3 separate regions of the Homo sapiens genome follow, and regions 1 and 2 are each linked to region 3. Evidence: chromatin loops called from intact Hi-C (ENCODE). Cell type or tissue: endothelial cell of umbilical vein. All regions are shown on one strand. Region 1 has its middle 73 kb from the start of LINC02516. Region 2 overlaps LINC02516 (long intergenic non-protein coding RNA 2516). Region 3 has its middle 80 kb from the start of LINC02516.

Region 1 (8,000 bases), 150 kb after region 3:
AATTGTGGTGAATTAGTAAGTAAGCCTTTAAATCATCCTGGTTCTGCCACGATGTGAAGACTCACTCTTTGTAATTTCTCAGAATATTGTAACCAACTTTTATTGAACATATGTCTACTTTGATGACATTTTTAAAATAAAACTATTAATTGGGCATAGGGAACATCAGATCTTCCTCAGTTCTAGGGAGTAAGGTGGTGGGGGATGAAGAATGAAGCATTGGTTACAATAAGCCAGTCACCAGGAAGTGAAATAATTAACACAAAAGTATTTATCTTTCGGTTCTTCCTCTGTGACTAGACTCTTGTGTCCTTTACTACACCTTGCTCTTTATTTCTCATCCTGCTGTCATAGATAATAACTTATAGCAGAACTGGACCCATGATGACCAGTGAAGAGTTTGGGTTCCATTGTTCCTCTTATCTTCTCCATATACCTAGCAAGACACTTCAGAGGTAAAGAAAATAGAACTGGGTTCATCAGAATCAATTTAAAGAGAGGAAAAATAAAAAAAATAAATAAATAAAATAAAAGATTGTCCACACGGTTTTTAACAAGAAATCCATAAACATCCAAGTAAGTGACATTTCTGTCACCAACACACTTGGGTCTGAAAATTTACTTTCCATATACAAACCTACATAATTAAAAAAGAACTAGTTTTACAAATAATCGAATTGCTAGTATATGCTAACAAAAGATCATTCCAGCCTTCCCAGTATTGAGAGGAGAAATAATCAATGAATGTGAGTAAATCAATGAAATTGTAACTGAGCATTTTCAGTTGTATTAGAAGACTAAATAATGAATGGTTTATCTAACATTTATAATATAATATATTGACATATTTTCAATATCTATATCTTTTGATCAAATTGGTTATAATTCCAAAGAAATTTTAAAATACAGATTATTTTATTGACCTAATATTTGTTTTTTTTTTCTTTTTTTCTGAGATGGAGTCTCACTCTGTTGTCCAGGCTGGAGTGCAGTGGTGGGATCTCAACTCAGTGCAACCTCCGCCTCCCAAGTTCAAGCAATTCTCCTGCCTCAGCCTCCCAAGTAGCTGGGATTACAGATGCCCACCACCACACCCAGCTATTTTTAGCATTTTTAGTACAAACAGAGTTTCACCCTGCTGGCCAGGCTAGTCTTGAACTCCTGACCCTGAGTGATCTGCCCACCTCGGCCTCCCAAACTGCTGGGATTACAGGAATGAGACACCATGCCTGGCCATATTTGTATTTTTCTAAAGTATGACATTCAAGATTATCTGCCTGTTTCAAATTAATAATTCCATAATAGAACATGCCAGAAGTAGAAGACATTTGAGCACCAAAAGTTATAATGCTTTGATATATGAAACATTTATTACAGAAATTCAATTATTGTTTGATTCTATGGTTTTATATTTAATAAAAAGACGACTCTGATCTTAACTTCATCTCTAATCTCTTTAGAGATTATATGCACACACATTTTGTTTTTATCATATTTCTTCATACTGCTTTACTTCATGTAAGCCCACTTTTATTAAAGATGTTTAAATACAATCATGAGAGGTTTTGATTTTCAGAAACCAAAGTACAAAAATTCAGTTTAACCAAGTGTGATAAAGTGTTATTTCTGTCTGGAACTTTTTAACAGCCTGGATCTTACAGAAATACACCATAAAAGAAACAATTTCTTCCACTGCATTGAAAGTGCTGCTTCTGTATAGTAGATCACTACCTTAGTGCTAATGTTTTTTAAAAAAGAAATCCTAAATGAATTTCTTTTAAACATTCTGAAATAACTTCTTTTTCTTCTAAGGAGAGACACAGAAGGGTTTTGTTTCTTTTGTTATTGTATTGTTTTATTGTATTAACTAAGTGTCCTAGGAGGAGCATAAAAAGCAGGTGTTGGCTCTACTAAATAAATGCTTGAAAGAACTGGAATTCGAAAAAGTTAAAGGACTTCTCTGATATGTTATCACAGAATAAAAATTAGAGACATGAAGCCAGCTCCCGGTTGTTCTGTACCACACCCAGTATTAAACTTCACCTCTCTAGAAGGATTAGTAGTTGACCACCTCTTAAGATACTAATATTCTGCCATACTATGTTAATAATTCTAACAGAATGTCTTAACTTATCAACCTACAAAATGACACCTACTTAGCTGACATCTCTCATGCCTCGATATAGAGAAATTTGTGCCTCAGTATACATTAAAGGTTGACTGTAACCTCAGTTTTTGAAAACCCAGGATCTTTTGCAGTCTATATTTGTGGCAAGGGCTATATTGCCTGGTTGTACTAAAAACACATAAAAATCAAGAAAATATTCAAAACGTTAAGCAGATAATATTTTTTCTCACATAAAACTATTTTTGCATGTCTTCATAGGTATATAATTGTTCATGCATATACTTATTTTTATCAGGTGTTGCCTAGCAGCAAATAAACCCCTGGGTATCTAAATTAGAGCACAGAAGTAACTGAGCAAGCCTGGGGGATAGTGGAATTTCATTTTCAACATAATTAGCTCTGTAATTGTAAGGCCCAGCTTAGTAGATGTATTTGGAAATGTAATTAATTATGATTGATTTAAACACTGTTTAAAATGCATATTTTTTATGTTCTAAAAGCTGAATTATGTAGGGAAAGATTCAATTTTGAAATTAGTAGTGTTTATAAACACTATAGTTTTTTAAAAGTTAATGTAATAAAGTTAGCTACAATTGCCTAAATGTAATTTTTAGATGAAAACATTATACAGCATAAATTAGTATAAATTACAAGAAATTTAAAAATCTGTTTTATGTCAAATCAACTAATAATAGAAACATTACTACTTAAATAATCAAAATATTTTTAGAACAACACATTCTAATAATATTTATAGTCCAAGGAATATGAAAAAACTATAAATCTATCTCTAGAGCTATTTTTAAAAATTATTTTTATGGTAGTTAAAAACACAGAACATAAAATTTACCATATTAAGGATTTCTAAATATACAGTCCAGTAGTGTTAAGTATATGCACATTGTTGTGCAACTAATCTCAGGAAGCTTTTATCCTGTAGAACCTAAACTCTGTACCCACTAAACAAAAACTCCCCATTCTCTTCTCCCAGTCCCTGTCAAACACCAATTTTACTTTCTATTTCTATGAATCTAACTATTCTAGATACCGCATATAAATGAAATTGTAAAGTTTTTGTCTTTTTGTGACTAGCTTATTTCACTTAGCGTATTGCCCTCAAGGTTCATCCATGTTGTAGCGTGTATCAGAATTTTCTTCTTTTTTAAGTCTGAATAATATTCTCTTGTTTGTATTCACCACATTTTATGTATCCATTCATCCATCAATAGACACTTGATTGATTCCACTTTTAGCTATTGTAAATAGTCCTGATATGAATTTGGGTGTGCAAATATCTCTTTGAGATCCTGCTTTCAATTCTTTTGGATATATATCCAGAAGTAAAATTGTTAATCATATGGTAATTCTAGTTTTAATCTTCTGAGAAACTGCCATACTGTTTTCCATAGCAGCTGTACCGTCTTACATTCCTACCAAAAATGCACAAGGGTTCCAATTTCTCCATATCCTTGCCAACATTTATTTTCTGTTTTTTTCTGATTGTCTTGTTTTGTTTTCTTTTGTTTGGTGGTAGCCGTTCTAATAGGTGTGAGGTGATACTTCATTGTGGTTTTGATTTGCATTTCCCTAATGATTAGCAATGTTGAGCATCTTTTTATGTATTTGTTGGCCAGTTGTATATAATCTTTGGAGAACTGTCGACTCAGATTCTTTGTCTAGAGACAGGTATTTTGACAAAAGGAATGCTAAAAAGGAATCCTAAATGAATTTCTTTTAAAAATCCTGAAATAACTTATTTTTCTTCTAAGGAGATACACAGAAGGGTTTTGTTCGTTTTTTTATGGTATTGTTTTATTGTATTACCTAAGTGTCCTAAGAAGAGCATAAAGAGCAGGTGTTGGCTCTACTAAATGCTTGAAAGAACTGGAGTTCAAAAAAATTAAAAGACTTCTTTGATATATTGTCACAGAATAAAAATTAGAGACATGAAGACAGAATGATAATTAGAGACAAAATATCTGTCTCTAGACAAAGGACCTGAATAGACATTTAGGTCTAAATATATTCACTGAATTTTCTAAACAAAAGACAGAATAAATTCTTTAAAAAAAAAAAGTCAGGGTTCATAAAGTTCCATATCAGAATAGAAGTAATTTGCAAAATAGTACTCAAAAAATTTTGTTTTGCTTTGCCTTTTGTTTGTCTTAAGGCCTAATGGGTTAAAAAGAGAAAAGAAAAAGAATAGTGCATTTTTCTTTCAATTAAATTTGCTGAGAGTAAAGCCTGTCCTAGAGTTGAGGAAATGAGGGAATTCTGACTTCCTCAGCCGGGAATGGCTTACAGAGGTGAGTAGGCAGAAAGTAGTGATACTATAGTCTGGAATACTTTTGAAACTTGGCAGAGGGCCCCACTAACCCTGAGGCTGTGTTTCTTTGAAGACCAGCAGAAGCTGAAGGAAGTCATGAGTCATCACAGTCTCAAGGCTTGAATGGCTCATTGGCCTTAACTCTTTCTGCAGAGTAATCTCTATGTTGCTCTTTATCTCATCAGCCTGATAATTTCCTAGGCTTTTGTCACAGTCACTTGAACAAGATACTGCCTTATCCTTCTCCATTTACCAGAAAAATTAGTCCAAATCCTCCTCTGCCCTCAGTTTCCCTTGCCAAGGTTTCTCAATTCAAGCACAACTAATCATTTATCTCTCCCATTCTAAGGTGTATTGACTTCCTCCAGTTTTGTTTTACCCTTTTCCTGGGAACTGCACCCCTTTTGCATTAGGATGCTGTTCTCCTCTTCCCCTAAGACCTTGAAGTTCTAACAGGAACTGACAATAACACTTTACCTGCCTTGATAGAGTTGACTTATTCAAGGGTGGGCCAATCTAGATACTCCCCTTTGAAGACTGAAAAGACTGAAAATCCCTCTGTAGTGGTAATATTATGAGATTTGAAGACCCTAACCTATGAAAGAAGCTGCTCTTCAATAAAACAATAACCTTACATCTAGAGAGAACAAAAGAGAGACAGTCAGGAGGATGTCCAGTTCCCGGCCTCAGCTGCCCCTCAGGCTAAGCTGCATTCTGTTGTTCTATGGTTAGGCAATCCAGCCTTTCCATAAAGTCCCCTGTCTTGGGAATAATTTGAATGGATTTCTGTCATGTGCAAACGGAAGACTCATTATTAATATATTTATTTCCTTCGGCCATTGAATAACCCTCCTTTTATGCGATCTTAGATCTGGCCTGGTGGGGCCTTTGCTTCTCTTTGGCTGGTTAGCATGACCTTTTGATGAGGCTTTACTGAAACCATCTGAAGCAAATACATTACTGTTGTCCTACAGAAATGCTTCGTAGGAGGCAGGGTTTCAAAGTTATTTCAAGACTGAATAACATTTTTTTCCAGAGATATTTTTAACTAAACTGGACCTGTATCATCCAGCTTAAAATGTTTAATACCTATATGTACTCACATATTCTGATGAAGGATCTACCATATCAACCTGTTCTCTCAGCCAAAAAGCAAGTTTATTTTAGATTCTGTATAAATGGGCCTGTCTCTCCTCTTCTTCCAGGCCCTGCAGAGTTGATTTGAATTTAGAGTCTCCAACAAAAAGAACTTATATTCAGATTAGCTTGGGGCATTAAGGATAAAGATAAGAGAGCAGTCTTAATGTGGTGCTTTCAGCACTATAGGATTGCAGTGGGTTTGGGCACAAGAGCCATTTTGGCTTCATTATTAATTTTAGGGTGAACACATATCTATGAGTGGCAGAACAGAGTACAGCAGAGTTCTGTAAATAAGTAATATACAAAAGTAAACTAGAATGTGGAGTTTGTAATAAATCTACAATCAGGTACTTTCAGGAGCTCATTTTACAGACCATAACCTGACTGCCCAGCCCATGACCTGATTCTGATGTAAGGAGATACTCAAATATTCCGTGAGAAATACAGCTCTGTACATGTTAGAAAACCCTTTGTGTTCTTTGCTCCCATTAAGGATAATCCAAAACAGACTGAGAAAAAAACCAGGGAAACACCTCTAGTCATGAACTAATCATTACTTTACACCTCAGTGTGGTCATACCTGCTTTAGGCAAATATCCATGAGAATTCTAAATGTTTTGATTGCTCAATAACCATTGGCAAAAGCAAGGGGGTCTCTTGAGCCGCCATAGCAGGCCCTCCCAAGTGTGAATTACCAAAACCTGCTTGTTTGCCAGCAGCTGCTATCTTCTGATCTCCAAAGCTACATTTGCTTGGAGCTCAGCCTTTGTTTAGATGAATTAAATTGCTCTAGGCGAAATGCATGTTTCTCCCTTTACTGTACTTTTCTCTCTTACTTCTCTGCAATGTATTTACTTTAAAGAGAAACATATGGACATGAAAAAGCATGTTTGGGGGATTAGAAACAAAGCTTTATGGTTCTAGAAATTAAACTTTCATGTCACTCTTCTATTCATGAATGAGAAATGATACTGGAACCTTCTTTTGGGGGAATACATGTTCTCGAAACACATGTGTCAGTTACCAATGAAAACATATACTGTCCCATAGTAAAGGAGATGCATGGCTATTTTGGAAAAAAAGAGTAGGTTTAAAGATCTTGACTGTTACTATTCCGACTTATTTTCTTCAGGGAACATTGGCCTTTTTCAGGCACATTAAAATTAGGGTTTTGAAAATGTTTGTGGTGCATTGTGTCGTATGAAGAGTGGGCTTGGACCTCAAGCTTAACCTGGAAGAAAATATAGCGGTGACAGGTAAACTGTAGGAATCCAAATGATGAATTGTAGTTCTCCAAAAGGCCAATAAAATACTGAATTATAGAACAAAAATAGAACTCTGGAAACACAAAACCATATTGCCATAGTCCAGTGTCATAGGGAGGCAAATCTGAACAAGATACAGATTATCAAATACCATCATTAATCAATTATATTCACTTTTAATATTTGAATATAATTTTTAAGTTTTCTCTCCTCATTGTAGCCTTCTTGTTTTCTTCTTTGTAAATGTTTGAGATTTCATGTCTCCTGGGTATTGAGAAGATGCTGGAATTTATGACTATTCAAATTTACTTTTGAACATTTTTATTTTATTAAAATCTAGAAATAATTTTCAATCAATTTTCCAGTATTAACAATCACCAGTATTTAAAATCTAGATATAGCATCTCTCATTTTACGCTTGGGAAGATATTTCACATAATCATATGAACGGCTGGAAGAATAGGAATCATTATTTCTCTTTTACAGATGAATAGAACAGTAGCCAGGAAGGAATGTGGAACGAAGAACAGCAAAGTGTAGATTACTTTCTAGGTCTCCTGGGTGCTAACTCAGTGATCTTTCTAATACATCACATGCTATTTTTTAAAAAATGTCTCCAAAGTTTAATTACGAAAGAATGGCCCCTACAGAAACCTATGAAATTAAATTTTTCTTTGTTTTGCTCTTGTACATGTACTGCAAAAATTAACAATGATGCAAAGATAATTTGCCAGGAATAAACCACACATGTAGGTGTGGGAGATTTTCCAGCTTAGCATTTGAATTCTTAGTGAATGGAATTTATGTTTCATACTAATAGAAAGCACAGCACCATTAATCCTCAAGATTCACTGAAAGACAGCTAACTAAACCTTATTTATCTTTGCTAATTGATGGATCCCTGTGAAAAGGTATGAACACAGTTTATTGTTGTGGTTTTAATGAATGAAAACGCCTTCAGTTGTGGATTGGTTTGGTAGTCAGCGTTTTGTTTAGATTGCTTTTTTTTCTGTAAGGATATTGAATTTGTATCAAAGCCTTACTCCAAAATCTGTTTATACATAATAGCTTATCATATTTTCATCTTATATCTTTCCTGATATTCTGATATGATTTGGATTTCTGTCCTTGCCCAAATCTC
Region 2 (8,000 bases), 49 kb after region 3:
TCTTAAAGAGGTATCAACAGCTGCTGTGGGAACTGAAGGTTAGAAAGGGTAATAGGTCTTGGGGTTCTGGAAAGGTCCACGAAGGAGCAGAACTTTTTAATCTGAGCCTTAAAAGGAAAGGAGGTATGAGGTGGAAGTTTATTTATATAAATGCCAATTACACCCAGCAAACCGATAATATAAAAATGATAGGAGTCGCCTAGACGACTGGCTCCAGGCAGCTAACATGTGCTCTTTATTATTTTCAAGACAGAGTTGAGACTAAGCATAAGGAGAAAAGACTGAACTGAACAAAGATGTGATCACTCATATTATATACACACATTGCATTGTTAAAGGGATCTTCTAGTTTTAATAGAGTTAGGAGAAAGTAGGTTGCCAAATTTAAAACAATGTTCTTTTTGGAGTTTTTTGCCATCAAAAAAGTAACATTTCCTTAGGTCATACAATACAGTAATTCAAAAATAGGTGAATATGTATGTATGTATTTTTTGCATGAATGTGTTTATAATAGATTTTTTATGTATCCAGAAATGTAACTTAGACTATCATGTCCTCACAGTCAACCAAATTTGTTTAAAATTACTTTATTTAAACTAATTTTCCAATTTCAACATGTGTACAGCTAATACCTTTTCTTCCATGCTGAGCTCTTCTCTAAGCTGTTTGCTAAAATGAAGCCTTATTTTTGATTCTCTGAAACTACTGCCCTGGCTTACACACATCTCTTGTAACAGTCCATGATTTGAATACCATATGTGGAGGAAATGTTTATAAGTGAAAAATGATCTACTCCCAAACAAACTGAGCAGCATAGTCAAGGTCTTCAGAGGAAGAGGAGTGGGGGCTGTAAAATAGAAGGGGCTCTAGGAGGCTGTTTCCCACTGATAGCTGCATATGGATTCCAGAATCTACACTATGTTGATACTTATTACTCTCTCTCTCTCTCTCTCTCTCTCTTTTTTTTTTCCAGACAAGGTTTTGCTGTGTTGCCCAGACTGGAGTGCAGTGGCCTGATCACCACTCACTGCAGCCTCGACCTCCCAGGCTTGAGCGATCCTCCCACCTCAGCCTCCTGAGTAGCTGGGACTACAGGCGTGCACCACCATACCTGGCTAGTTTATTATTATTTGTAGAAAAGGGGGTCTCCCTATGTTGCCCAGGCTGGCCTCAAACTCCTGGGCTCAAGTGATTTTCCTGCCTTGGCATCTCCTGCCTTGCCAGGATTATAGGCATGAGCTACCACACCTGGCCACTGTCTTAAGCCAGTATATCCAACACACACACACACACACACACACACACACACACACACACACACTCATACAATGAACAGGTTAAATTCGATGCTCAAAAATACTATTCTGAATCAATGATGACATTTTACTTTGTGAGGAGAGGAAACAGGAAATGCTACAATCTAAAGTGACACCATTGTCCCAGCTGGGGTGGGAATACATGCAGAGTGAGAACATCCAGGGGGATCTAAGACTCTCTTCCTTCCGGCTTGGTAGAATCACCTGGGTTTCTCAAATCTTGGTGTTCTTATATTTGATATTTTTACCAAAATCAAAGGGCTACTATGAATATGAAATGGGATATTTTATGTAAAACACTTAGCACAGCTCCTGGTACAATGGATGTAAAATAGCATTGTAAAAATCAATTATTAAGTATAAATAGCACTTCAATGACACTGCACAAATGCAGGACCCAAGTGTTGGAAAGATAAAGCAAGTGATGTAAGTTTGATCAAGTTATATGGGGAATTATGTGTGGTAATTATACGAACAGGCGACAGAGAAATACTAGGTAGAAGAGGGCAGTTCCTCGGCAAAGGCCCCACTCTCAATCCCGGATACCTGCAGCCCTAAATAAGGACAGGCTATCCTGTTTTTGTGCTATAAAAGTTGCCTTTTGGCCAACCACACCCCCTATCCTGTACCTATATCAACGATGAACCCCAGGCCCTAGAGGGAGATGAGGAGACAAGGAGACAAGCAAATGAACAGCAGAACGGCGCAGCAGAGAAAGAGAAGGAGCGTCTGAGAACCAAAAGAAGTTCGGCTGGAGCAGTCAGAGAGGAGTTCGGCTGCTGGACAGCCAAACTCCAGGGGAAGATCCCACTCCATCCCCCTTCTAGCTCCCATGCATCCCACTGAGAGCCACCTCCACCACTCAATAAAGCCCCGACATTCACCACCCTTCAAGTCTGTGTGCGACTCGATACTCCTGGGGACACTGGACAAGAGCTCATGACACAGAAAATGTCACACTGGCCCATTACAGAAAAGCAGAGGGGGCACTGAGCTGGTTAACACTTAAGCAGTCTGTGGACAGCAGAGCTAAAAGAGCACTGTAACGCTGGGGTCACAGGCACCCACCATTAGACACTACCATGGGGCCAGACCCCAAAGCGCTTGCCCTGGCTCCCGCACCTGCTCATCTGCATGTTCCCGCTCCTGAAAGGGGTTTGAGCTCACAGTGGTGGTGTAGAGAGCCACACCCCTGTCACAGGCCCTGCAAGGGGAGCCAGGGAACTCTCCAGTTTCAGTAACAACACCCATTAATGCTATATATTAGGTGTTATATATCAGTTTTTACCCCAGAAGCAGATCTCTAATATGCTCTCCATTTCTCTTTCTCATTACAAAAATAATGAAAATTTCTGTGGTCAATTAAATAAATAATTCTGCTTGCAAAACTGTTAAACTAAGTTCTAGGGAAGTAAGAGCAACCCTAGGAATGGACTGTAAGTATGAAGACACTTTCTTTTTTACTTTGAGAAAATCACCCTGCCAGTTTCTCAATTTATGTGTCTTCTCCTATAGCAATCGAAATATTTTAGCAGTTTTTGTTGTTGTTCTTGAAAATCTAGGTTAAAATTAGATGGTTTCTCAAATAGTTACAACTTACTAGAGGCCTTGATTTCTCAGTGTATTTCCTCCAAAAAACAATGTTCTCAGAATGAAAATGTTAATTCAATCATCATTAGCATCTGAGATTCTTCCTTTACAAAATCGGAGAGACGGTATGTTGAAAGTACATTGACCAGGTACATCTCACTCTTTGTTGCTCAACAGGTATCTCAGGGGGAAAAAAAGTAGTGGCAAAAGACCAGGTCGACAGAAACACTGAGAGAAATCATATACCGAGGAAGTGCTCCATTTCCTTTGTTCTTTATGTGTTCTATAAATATTTCATGTATTTGTTAAAGCTGTGTTATTGCTGGAAGCCAGCCTTCTCCCTTGTTTAATTCTTCTCCCATCCTTGAAGCCTAGAAATGTTTGAAATATAGAGTCTGCATTCCTTGTACATGTTTTGTTAATAAACAACATGTGAAAATTAGGGATAAAAACTTCTTAAAAGGAAGAGAAAGAAAAATAACTAGGATGACTGGCAAGATAAAAGTCTCAACACCCTGGGGGTGACCTTGGGGCAATGACATTTATCAAAAATCTACGAATTGAAAATATGAGTGGTTGGTTCAAATGGGAATGAGAGTCAGCTTTTTCTTCTCATGGCTATGTTTGCCTTCCTTGGCCCATGTGGCAGGAAAGTCAGGCAGGTTTGAGGGGCTTTGTTAGAAAGCTGCCTGCGGGTGGTTCATCGCCAGTTGTGTTTACTTCAGTGCTAAAAGGGTATATTTCCTGTTTAAATAGTGTGCAACGTTGAGGTCATGGGACCTCTATTGGAAATGTCAACAAAACCATTTCACTCACTAACATTTTAAACCCAGAAGCTGGAATAATGGAAGAAATCAATAAATCAGAAATAAACATGGAATTTTCTTCCTTTGGAGACCCTAATGACCCTGCTGTTTCAATCTCATCTGGGTTGTGAATTGAGCAGCAGTGGAAACGTTTGGGCTTTGGTAGACACACACTTCAGCTTCTCTTTTTTCCCTTATGAACATGACGATCAGACTACTACCATTATTTTTCCTCTCAAAATAATAGTATGTGTATTCTAAAACGGCATTAATCAGTTGGAAAGGTGTGATCTACTTCACATGGGTATAAAAACAGTGTAATCCAAATGTGGATACCAAAATTAACTTGCACAAATAAAAAAGTGCCAAAATCTACAACAAATTCCATACTGTGTTCTGTCTTTTGTAGAAAATAGCTATACCATTTAATATATGCCAAACAATGTGTAACAAAATTAGCTCATTTGTCTTCAAACCATTTTATAAATCTCCATTTTACTGACGGGGAAATGGGGGCTCAGAAAGATTGAGTCCTGGTCAAAGTTCATAGAGCTGATACACACGGAAGTCCAAATTCCAATCTATGCTTGTCCGATTGGACACCTGAGCACTTAGCTGCTCCCACACATTCTCCAATTAGAAGTTATATGGCTGTACTTGCTTAGGAACAAGGCTGGTTCAACTCTTATAGACAAAGTCTTACTAAAGATATTTGAATCACAGAAGCTCAGGGGTATTGAATGCTAAGATTACCATATAATGCATAGTCTTTCAAACCATGATACTTTGTTGAATGAAAGAATGAGCTAATAAAACTTTCCTAGAGAAACAGGTATAAACCAAGACTGATCAAGATCAAGGAAAGTTGGAATGTTTGTTCCTTCTGCTTATAATCTTGGCTAACTGTCTTATGGTTCATGAATTTTTTAGCATCATACTAATATTAGGAATTATAATTTCATTATATAATATATAATTATAATTTATATAATTATAATTTAAGTTTGCTATTAAAATCCAGATTTGTTTATATATATTAGTTTATTATCAGAGCTAATTCTTCAGTTAGGAATTATAATTTTCTTTTTACAGATTTACAAAGATTCAGAGGAGATAGGTTGACTTGTAAAAGGGCAATTAATTGGGAAAAATTGGGATTCAATCCTAGGTTTTAAATATTACCCTTTGTTCTTTTCTTTTGTTTTTCTTGGTTCCTAAATGCCTAGGAAAAGCTTATCAACAAATTGCTGTGAAACCTATCTTTCAATTATTTCAGTCACACAGAATTCATTAGTTCTCAAGATGGAACTTTATTAGATAATCCATTTAGAATATTGCATCATGAGGGCATAAAAAACAAATACAACCATCTTATTTCCCACTTCAAATTCTTAGAAGAGATCAAATGAAGCCAAGGTCAGCGCGATCAGCAGCCTGCTCTGACTGCCCTTCCATTCAAACAACCCTCAGAACTGACATCCATCCACGATCAGCATTAGGAATCTTCCAGTATAAAGATGGCCAGAACACCACAAATCACCAAATGTTTGAGGAAAAGTAATACCACAAAAGTATTAAACTGAACAAACTGAACAACATAAAAGAAATGTAGTCGATAGGAATAAACAGATTTCCAAATGATATCATTAGAGAGACTGAGAATCTACTGCATCCACAAAAATACATCAGCTATAGACATTGTAAATTCGTTTGATTTCCATAATAAATGCTTATTAGCAGACAAGAGCAGCATGAATGTAGCTGAGAAGAGAATTCATATGTTATAAGAATCAGTCAAGGAAGTCTCAGAATACAGAGTTAAAGCTAACAAATAATCAACAAGAAGGGACGCAAAATATGAGGAAGGCTTAATTGACTTTGTGGCTAGATTAGAAAATTTCAGTATTCACTTAAGGGTGATCCAGAAGGCTTGAACTAGGCTGGATATGAAAGGAGGAAATAATTCTTAAGACTTAAATAAGACCTAAGTATTTGATTTAAAATGACGTGCTAAGAGCCACACAACATAAATAAGGATATATTCCCTTAAACATTTTTAAGACATTTCAAAACAATAATGACAAAAGGAGAATTTGAAATGCTTTTGAGGAGCCTAAAAAATACAGGCTCAACAACCAACGTTTTTTTCTTTATTGGGAACACTTGACCCTAAAAGACAATAGGGTATCTTTTTCAAATTCCTCATTAAAAATTTTGATCCTAGAAATCCTTCCCTAACTGTTCGCTAGAGATTCTCTCAATTCAGCAGAAATATAACTCTAGTGGTTTAAAAAGAGTTTTCACTTAACAAGATGTTTCATATTAAGGCAACCCAGAGCTGATGCAACAATTTCTCAATGCCATTAATATCCAGTAAGCTCCTTCTATCCAAGGATCACTATCCTTTGGATGTGATTTTTACCTTCACAAGGCATCTAATGGCCATGGGATGACTGGCCATTCTTTCACATCTGCATTCCAAGAAGGAGGAAGAGGAAAATAATGGGACAGCAGTTGTGCCTATATTGGAAACTATATTCAATACTGTGGCTATACTGAAAGGCAAACTTTCCTAAACATGCCCAGATCTGCACCTACAACTGTCTGTGACCAGACCCATGTTATATGCCCACATTTTCAAAAAAGGCGGGGAAACCTAGCTTTTAGTAAGATGCATTTCTACCATCAACTAAGATGGAGTTACAATCACAAGGAAAACTGTCTGAGAATGGGTATTGAATAGGAATTCAGCAGGGTCTGTGCATGACTTTCCTTAGTGTAGCTCACTAATTCTTCTGTTAATGAGCACTAATTTCACATGTGCTTTTTAAAGCACCTTAACACAGACTTAGTGCATGTAAAGCTCACTGGTTTTGCATTCAAGTTTATTTTACAGATACTGACAATTAGCCATGTCTTTTCTTTATATTTTTCTTGGTGGAGAAAATGTTTTTTATCTTTCCTCAGCTACTCCATGAAAAGTCACTGAGGTCCTCAATTTGCTTGTTCAAATCTACCTTATTCCTAAGGATTTGTGCTTTTCTGCCTGCCTATGAGGCTCACAACTAAGTCACTTATTCAGATCGAGAATCTGGAAGTCTAGTCATGGTGCCAGGCTTCTAAGTCATCACATGAGTTCAATTTTGGCTAATCAGATACAGACCGTAATGCGTACTAGAAAGTTCATGGAACCATGCAGACCAAATGAATCCTGGGTGTGCTAGAGCTGTGAATTCTTGGGCATGTTACTTAATCTCATCTTTCTAACATGCAAATGGAGAATCTCATGCTTATCTTCTACTATTATTGTGAGCAATAATTAGGTAACAAATGTAAAATTACCTAGTAGAATGCCTAGCACACAGTAACAGCCAAAAAAGAGAAATAATTGCTCTTGTTGCTGTTGTTATTTTTACTGCTCACCCAGAGGTGACACCGGGTTACTTTGTGTGCAATTTTTAAGTTGCAGGTTTCAAAATTCCATCACTCTCACTGGCCCTACTTATATAAACAGGTTTTGATTTCTTTTGCATTGTGGTGTTACTATGCCAATATCCTAAGCTAGTTTTTAAGGACTGTGACCCTATCTGGAACTTCGGTGAATGGAATGAGTGCCTAACTTTCTGGCCAGCCCTTTTCTGCAGACTGTACCTACCTGTCCCCTAGGTATCCCACCACTGGCCTGGCTCTTCCTCTGCCTTGTACATAGTTCAGAAAAAGCCTGAGGGGCCATTTTTAAAAAAATAAATAGGCTTGGGTTTGCCATTCCCTCTGGAGACTGTGCTTTGATGTTTTGATGGTTTGAAGTTCATGTTTGCCTCTGGGTCGGTTACGATGTCACCACAGTTCTCAAGTTAGGTTGTGGAATCTGGACTTTCGTACTCTGCTTAATGTTGCTGTGTGATCTATCAGCATTGCATCCAAACACGCTAAGCTATGACTCACATGTTGTATACTTGTGAAATTGGATTCTTTGCTTATAAACACAGGACTTTTAATTTATCCCTGCTTAGTCAATTGCATCTATTTATGTTAAATGCCTGCAGTAGGTAGAGTATCTTATTCTTTGGCACTTCCAGCTTTGTATCCAGCCTATATTTGATAAGAATGTCCTATGCATGTACATCTAAGTTACTGATGTAAACACTTAGCAAGACAAAGCCATTGACAGTGCCCAATAGCATACCAATCAGAAGCTTTCTCCAGAGAGAGATGTATCATTTCAAAAGTACATTTACTTATATTTGTATAGGAATCAGTGTATAATAGATTCAGATTTCCATGCTTC
Region 3 (8,000 bases):
CTCTTGGCCTGTTACTGGGCTTTGGTAGAAACTGAACGTTTGACTATGGGTCATCAAGTCACCATGTGACCTGAACTGCCAATCATGAACTAGGTGCTTTCTGACCCACCTAGCCATAAAGTGGGTCATGCACAGCAGCATTCCATCATCAAATGGAAGTAGTATATACGTGATCAAACTCAAGCAGGTCCTGAAGGCATGAGTAAGTTACATGAGAAAGTGTCTCAAATGTTCATGGTCTCCACTTCTGCCACCCTGCCTTCTTTCCCCCAGCCTGCACTGATGGCCTCATGAGGAGTTCCCTATGATCAGTTCACAGAGGAGGAGAAGACTAGGTAGGGCCTGGTTCACACATGGTTCTGCACAATATGCAGAAAGTGGACAGCTGCAGCACTACAGCCCCTTTCTAGGACATCTCTGAAGGACAGCAGTGAAGGAAAATCTTTCCAGTGGGCAGAACTTCTAGCAGTGCACCTGGTTGTGCACTTTGCATGGATGGAGAAATGGCCAGATGTGCAATTATATACTGATTCATGGGCAGTAGCCAATGGTTTGGTTGGATGGTCAGGAACTTAAAAGAAGCATGATTGATAAATTGGTGACAAAGAAATTTGGGGAAGAGTTATGTGGATAGATCTTTCTGAGTGGTCAAAAACTGTGAAGATATTTGTTTCCCATGTGAGTGCTCACCAACAGGTGACCACAGCAGAGGAAGATTTTAATAATCAGGTGGATAGGATGGGATGACCTGTTCTGTTGGCACCACTCAGCCTCTTTCCCCAGCCACCCCTGTCATCGCTCAATGGGCTCATGAACAAAGTGGCCATGGTGGCAGGGAGGGAGGTTATGCATGGGCTCAGCAACATGGACTTCCGCTCACAAAGGCTGACTTGGCTATGGCCACTGCTGAGTGTCCTGTTTTTCAGCAGCAGAAACCAATACTGAGTCCTCAATATGGCACCATTCCTTGGGGTGATCAGCCAGCTACCTGGTGGCAGGTTGATTATGTTGGACCTCTTCTATCATTGAAAGGGCAGAGGTTTGTCCTTGCCTGAATAGACACTTACTCTGGATATGGGTTTGCCTATCCTGCACACAATGCTTCTGCCAGGACTACCATCTGTGGGCTCACGGAATGCTTTATCCACCATCATGGTATTCCACACAGTGTTGCCTCTGACCGAGGCACTCACTTTACAGCTAAAGTAGTGAGGCAGTGGGCTCATGCTCATGGAATCTGCTGGTCTTACCATGTTCCTCCATCATCCTGAAATAGCTGGATTGATAGAATGGTGGAATGGCCTTTTGAAGTCACAATTAAAATGGCAACTAGATGACAATACTTTGCAGGGCTGGGGCAAAGTTCTCCAGAAGGCCTTGTATGCTCTGAATCAGCATCCAATATATGGTACTGTATCTCCCATAGACAGGGTTCATGGGTCCAGGAATCGAGGGGTGGAAGTGGACATGGCACCACTCACCATCACTCCTAGTGTATTACCATGCTCTGTGATTAAGGTCAATGGGAAACTACAACAACCCAATCCAGGCAGGACTACATATGGCCCAGACCCTTCAGAAATGAAGGTTTGGGTCACTCCACCAGAAAAAAAAACACTACCTGCTGAGGTGTTTGCTGAAGGCAAAGGGAACACAGAATGGGTACTAGAAGAGGGTAGTCATCAATACCAGCTATAAACACGTGACTAGCTGCAGAAATGAGGACTGTAATTGTCATGAGTATTTTATTCTTCTTTTGTTAAAAATATGTTTGTGCGTGTATACGTTTGCACTAAAAATTTTTTTCTTTTCTTTTTTTCTTTATTATGTGATTTCATTTATTGATTTCATTTCAGCATTTAAGTATTGTTAACTTTATGTAATAGTATTTTGGTTAGGGATTGGTGTGTTTCTGGTTGTACAAAGTATTGTTGTATTATGTTAGGCATAATTATTACCTTATTATTGTCTTTATTTGAAGATTATGTATGATCTCAGGAGATGTGTATGGGTTCAAGTTGACAAGGGATAAACTTGTGATGGTTAATACGGAGTGTCAATTTGATTGGATTGAAGGATGCAAAGTATTGTCCCTGCTTGTGTCTGTGAGGGTGTTGCCAAAGGAGATTAACATTTGGGTCAGTGGGTTGGGGAAGGAAGACCCACCTTTAATCTGGTGGCCACAATCTAATCAGCTGCCAGCGAATATAAAGCAGGCAGAAAAATGTGAAAAAAACGAGACTGATCTAGCCTCCCGGCCTACATCTTTCTCTCATGCTGGGATAACATTATACTCCAAGTTCTTCAGTTTTGGGACTCAGACTGACTTTCCTTGCTCCTTAGCTTGCAGATGGCCTATTGTGGGACCTTGAGATCATGTGAGTTAATACTTAATAAACTCCCCTTTATATACCTATCTATCCTATTAGTTCTGTCCCTCTAGAGAACTCTAATACAAACTCTTTTTCCCCTCTTTCAATTTTCTTATTATCACGTTGAGATATATTTTAGGTTTTGTTTTTCTGATTTGAAACTTAACAGTCATAATTAAATTAGGCAAAAACCCAATAGTGAAGTCTGTTGCTCCCTCTCTCTTTGTATGAGGCTATAATTAAATAATTATATATTGATTTAACAGAAATTGAAGGAGCTCAAAAACAAGGTAGGATAAGAGACAATGTATTGAATTTAGTCTCAGAATGTGACATGAATTAAGCCTTACTTTTTTCTTTATTCCTTTTAACTGCTCATTCATTCATTATATAAATAGACTAAATCCATTTATCACATAAGTTATTATTATGTATAGTTATTGCTGTTATTATTATTTTGTACCCTGTTGTCTTCATGCGTAGAAAGGATTGAGCCAGCTGAGCAATCTCCAAGGTTATCTCAAAGACAATATTTCATTTTATTTTTGTCGTGAGAACCAGTGTTTTAGACTCTGTATGACCTAAGACTGCTGGAAAGAAGGAAGATCTGGTTAAACTAACACAAAGAGCTCCTCAGAGTGTAGTTTTCTTACCTTTATTGCTTCCTTGAGTTCTTATATTGTAGTGGAGACTGAGTCCTCCATACTGCCTGGGCTCTGATTAAAATAAGACCTCTGATATCACATGCAATGAAGAATAGAGAGTTCTAGTATGTAAAGCATTTTACATCTCCCAGTTGGATACTTCGGACTTGTGGTGAGTGAGTGATGGTACCTCACCTCTGGTGATGTTATGGTACTATTCATTTTAAACAATGTCCTTCTCCTCCCTTTATAACACATGGTTACATCATTGTTCTGCCTGAAAAACAGCAGTGACTACCAGGATTAAATCTTTGTTGTGGGGATTATATGAAAGATTTTAAACAGTTCATTTCAGATACAATGGAGGGCTTCCTTCAATTACTACATCCAGTTAATAACAGAAATATTGATGGCAAAATATGTTAAGCTTATCACTATTATAATAGTTTATTCTTCAAAACAGTTTGCACAAGAGCAGGAGAGGAGTCAAGACATTAACTTAAAGACTAAAAAGAGATTTGACCTTGGTTTTCTGAACCGGCAAAATAGGTTATCTAGCTCTATGCTCATTCAACGAACTAGAACATTCATGGAAGAAATCACTTCCTTGAAAATAAGATTAATTTGCAATACATCCCACTCTAACACTGCAAATTTGCCACTGGCAAATTTGCAATCTTCACATATTTTATACTATCTTTTATCTATAGTCTGGATGTTCTGCCAAGCATTTATTTGGTATCATTAAACTGATAAATGGTCTTCAAGATATTTTCCACAATCATTCTGTAAACTCTGCAGAAATGGCCTTTCCCAGAATGAATAGCTATGAAATGCATTGGAATGCTAGTCAAATTTCAAACTTAAAAAAAAAAAAAAAAAAAAGAGTTACACACATTCAAAGCTACGAATTCTAGCTGCCAAAGACAATTATCTTTGCTTTGGATATCCTAGTTATCTTTGCTAAAAGATATGAATACAAAAGCTGTGCATCCATAGTGAACTTAAGTCAGCATGGGGCTATAATGAAATTATGCTTTACATTTAATAAAGGTTCATGGAGTTACCATAACAAACTACAGAAGCTAGAAAGCTCTGTTTTTTTTCTATTGTGTTTCCTCCAGCATAGCTTGATTTTTATCAAGGGTGTTGACATCATTTCCCTTCTAAGTGTCCATTGTTTAACTCTGGTGGAGAAGAACAGGAAAAGGGCAATATATTTATTTATATAAAAAACTCTAGGCAGGAAAATGCTTTCTTGGGTACTTTATTTCCTCATTGTGAAACATGAGGTTCTTATAAAAAGATAATGATGCTGTTTTACATCTTGATACATCTATTAACCCATATCACAGGCTAAAAGCATGGTAGATTTTTTTTCTATTCATGGAGTTATCACCTTACCTCCACATCACTTTTTTTTTTCTCAGTTGACAGATACTAATTGTGTATATGTATGGGGTACAATGTGATGTTTTGATCTATGTATACACTGTAGAAAGATTTCATCAAGCTAATTAATGTATCCACCTCATATCACTTTTGACAGACACTTTTTGTTTTAAATATTACTTTTTATTCTTTCACAAATTCCAGAATGATATTTTGATATGAGGAGTCCCTGAAATTAAAGAAAAAGAAAAGAAAAAAAATCTAATACCCTCATGTTCAGTGAAGACTGAGTTGTCTTCTGAAATTCAACAATCCTTTCTTAGAACAAATCCAGCTAAAATGGAAAGGATTAAATTTAGAGTTGATCAAAAGATTGGAGAAGGTTTGGGGTTTAGTTCGACTTAGAAATCAGGGAGAATGAAGTAATAATGAAAAAGTAATAATTCCTAAAAGTATGCTTTAATCCCTATTTTTTTTTTCTCATTGCCATGGTCTCTTTTTCAGAAATGGGGTTCAGAAAACAAGGGCAGAATATGATGTTTTGGATCAGACTAGAAGTTACTTTTCTCTATATCCTTAATGATAGTGCACTGTGAGACATTTCTTTGGCCAACAGTGAATCTAAGGTTAATTCTTTCACCTAATAAAAAATTGAACATTTATTGAGGCCTACCATGTTTTAATCACTCAGCTAAGTATTTTACTTGCATCAGTCATTTTATCCTCACAAAAACTCTGTGATAGAACATTGGTTCTATTATTAACCCACATCACAGGCTAAGGAACAAGCAGGCTTGCCTAAATCATAGAGCTGGGATTCAAATCCGGGCAGTCTGACTTCAGGGCCTTCACTCTTAAAAACTGCTGTACTGATTACCTAACGTGAGACGCTATTCACCAAATGCATCTGTTCTCAGTGACATTAATTTAAACGTATTTAAGAGAACATGATAGAAAATACATGCACTCACACCCTACCACCACCTCTACTTTTTTTTTTTTTTTTTTTTTTTTTTTTTAAGGCAGGGTCTCACTCTGTCACCCAGGCTGGAGTGCAGTGGCACAATAACAGCTCACTGCAACCTCCACCATCCCGGTTCAAGCAATACTATCACCTCAGCCCCCGAAATAGCTCAGACTATAGGCATGTGCCGCCATGCTCAGCTAATATTTAAATTTTTTTTGTAGAGATGGAGTTTTGCTATGTTGCTCAGGCTGGCCTTGAACTCCTGAGCTCAAGCAATCCACTGGCCTTGGCCTCCCACAGTGCTGGGATTACAGGTATGAGCCACTGCAACCGGCAAACCTCTATCTTTATGAAAACAAAATATTTGTCACCACCAAGATTCCAGGCACTGTGTTAAGAATTAGAGATATATAGATGTAAATAGTGCAGAGATTTTTCCTTCCTCCTTCTCAAAGTCTGGTCATGGAAGAAATTTCTCTATATACTTATTTATTGGATTGTACGGTTTTAAAATAACTGTGCAGGGTCATCTAAGATCATAAATTGAAATGAGCTCGAGAATAGTTCTTAGATGCGGCTGACATGAAAATCTTATTTAACGCAATAAGCACGAATGATATTTACACATGACTGTGTAGTGATAAATTATTCATATTGTTCCATAATAAAATTGCTGTGCCTTTTCATCAAGCAGGGTATAATATCTGACTGACAGGTACATGATAATTTTAATCCTATAGTATCCTAATAAACTTTTCCTTCAGTTTACAATCTCAGTGGGCGCTATAGGTACTAACGCAGTAGCCTTATGTGAAAAGCATTCTTATGGGATGATATAAAACAAACACACACAGGCTTGAGGGCTAGAAGGTAGTGTTTTTATATCACATCTGACCTTATAAGCAGTGGGACATTAAGCTAGTTACTTACCCTTTCTGTGTTTAGTATTAAAGAATAATTGAGAGGTAAGTAAAGCACATGACACCATGAGTGAGTAGCACCATGTCCATCACAGCATGGGCTCTCAGTGTACACAGTCTCTTTTGCTAAGCCCCCAGATCTTGCAGTATTCATGGTCAAATGCAAGGAGGCTTAGTATAATATCTACAAAAAATGCTGTTGTTAGTGTCATCGTAGAAATGTACTCGATGGGAATAATATTATAAAGTCAGAGTCAAGCAGACTTGACTCACGTCTTTCCCTTGTTTCATATTCTTTCCAGATCCCTGGAAGAGGTGGTCCTTTACCCTCATTCCATTGTGTTTTCCTACTGGAACTTTATAATGGAGAAATGATATTCCTATGACTATGCCTAGCCCTGGAGGCATAGGGATGACTCTGCTTGGGTCTTTCCAGCTCAGATATGGTGCTTATTAGGGGAGCATTCTAAAATACGAAAATTAAAGAACACACACCAGATGAGCCCTGATCTGAGTCACTAGCCTGATTATCTTTTCTTCTTGTCTATGGCCACTGAAATCTTCTGTCAAGGTTTTAAAATCCAACTTCTCATGAGACCACAGGCCCAGAAAGAGGACATGTCTTGCTCAGAACCTGGAGTGTAACTTGGGTGTTCTCACTTCCAAACTGTTTTTTACAGGCAACATGCTGTTAGCAATGTTCATGTGACTGGCATACAGTGAAACAGCCCTGTGGCCTGATCTCTGTACTGATTCACATGTAAGGAACTATCAGTCAAACAACTTTGAGCAATAATATATATCTTTACTGTGAGTTTTCCTTTAGGGAAAGCTCAGAGGATTTATAGGGTACTTTATTCAGCATGACTTCTTAAAAATCATCTGGAGGTTTTTACCATCTACAGAGTAATTGTTATGGATCGTGTCCAGCCCCCACCCTCAATTCTCATGCACATGACGCCTCAGTGCTGTTCTCTTCCATCCACTTCCATCTACCCATCACCATTCCCTCTAGTGGGAAATATCATCCTTCTCTGACTCAGAAGCTTTTATTGCAAGAAACAGCTCCTCTAAAATTAGCAAAATAATGTCCTCATCACCTTATGTTGACTTGTATTTATGATTATTATGCATTTCAATCCTCTCCTACAAACTTATTAAAACGAGCAGTGGAGCCAGGCGCAGTGGCCCACGCCTCTAATCCTGGCACTTTGGGAGGCTGAGGCAGGCGGATCACCTGAAGTTGGGAGTTCAAGACCAGCCTGACCAACATGGAGAAACCCCGTCTCTACTAAAAATACAAAATTAGCCAGGTGTGGTGGTGCATGCCTGTAATCCCAGCTACTGGGGAGGCTGAGGCAGGAGAATTGCTTAAATGGGGAAGGCGGAGGTGGCGGTGAGCTGAGATCGAGCCATTGCACTCCAACCTGGGCAACAAGAGCGAAATTCCATCTCAAAAAATAAATAAAACAAGCAGTGGGACATTAAGCTAGTTATCTACCTTTTCTGTGTCCTCATCTGTCCAAACATGGATACATGTCTCTTACCTCATGTGGTATTAGAAGATTTATAGGGCACTTTATTAGTGAAATTAGTTAAGTCATTGTTTTCTTGGGCAATAATTAGGGCAGGTGGGCTATTTCAATGAATAGCCAATGGAGCCACTAAAACCTGACTCTCAATCATTGTCTACAAATAAAAGCAC

The links. Peaks named below come from ENCODE experiments on the same cell type or tissue, not always from the same donor. Only the 100,000 strongest peaks of a DNase experiment are listed, where the experiment ranks them.
Region 1: it touches region 3 in a loop (7-fold over the local background); 2 of 110 quality-filtered maps call a loop at or near these places.
Region 2: a loop joins it to region 3, with 2.0 times the contacts of the local background. A loop is called at or near these places in 2 of 110 quality-filtered maps.

Annotation. Positions count from the first base shown.
Region 1 is chr4:124,627,399-124,635,398 of GRCh38, forward strand. No RefSeq gene overlaps it. Among named protein-coding and RNA genes, the nearest start is that of LINC02516, 73 kb to the left of the region's middle. RefSeq lists a silencer at 4,536-4,615. In endothelial cell of umbilical vein, no CTCF peak of the experiment used is centred here; a DNase peak (open chromatin) is centred at 4,493; H3K27ac peaks cover 1,714 bases.
Region 2 is chr4:124,523,272-124,531,271 of GRCh38, forward strand. All of the region lies in intron 5 of LINC02516 (long intergenic non-protein coding RNA 2516), which reads right to left. Among named protein-coding and RNA genes, the nearest start is that of LINC02516, 31 kb to the right of the region's middle. In endothelial cell of umbilical vein, no CTCF peak of the experiment used is centred here; DNase peaks (open chromatin) are centred at 3,420 and 3,600; H3K27ac peaks cover 1,078 bases.
Region 3 is chr4:124,474,608-124,482,607 of GRCh38, forward strand. No RefSeq gene overlaps it. Among named protein-coding and RNA genes, the nearest start is that of LINC02516, 80 kb to the right of the region's middle. In endothelial cell of umbilical vein, no CTCF peak of the experiment used is centred here; a DNase peak (open chromatin) is centred at 4,154; H3K27ac peaks cover 2,400 bases.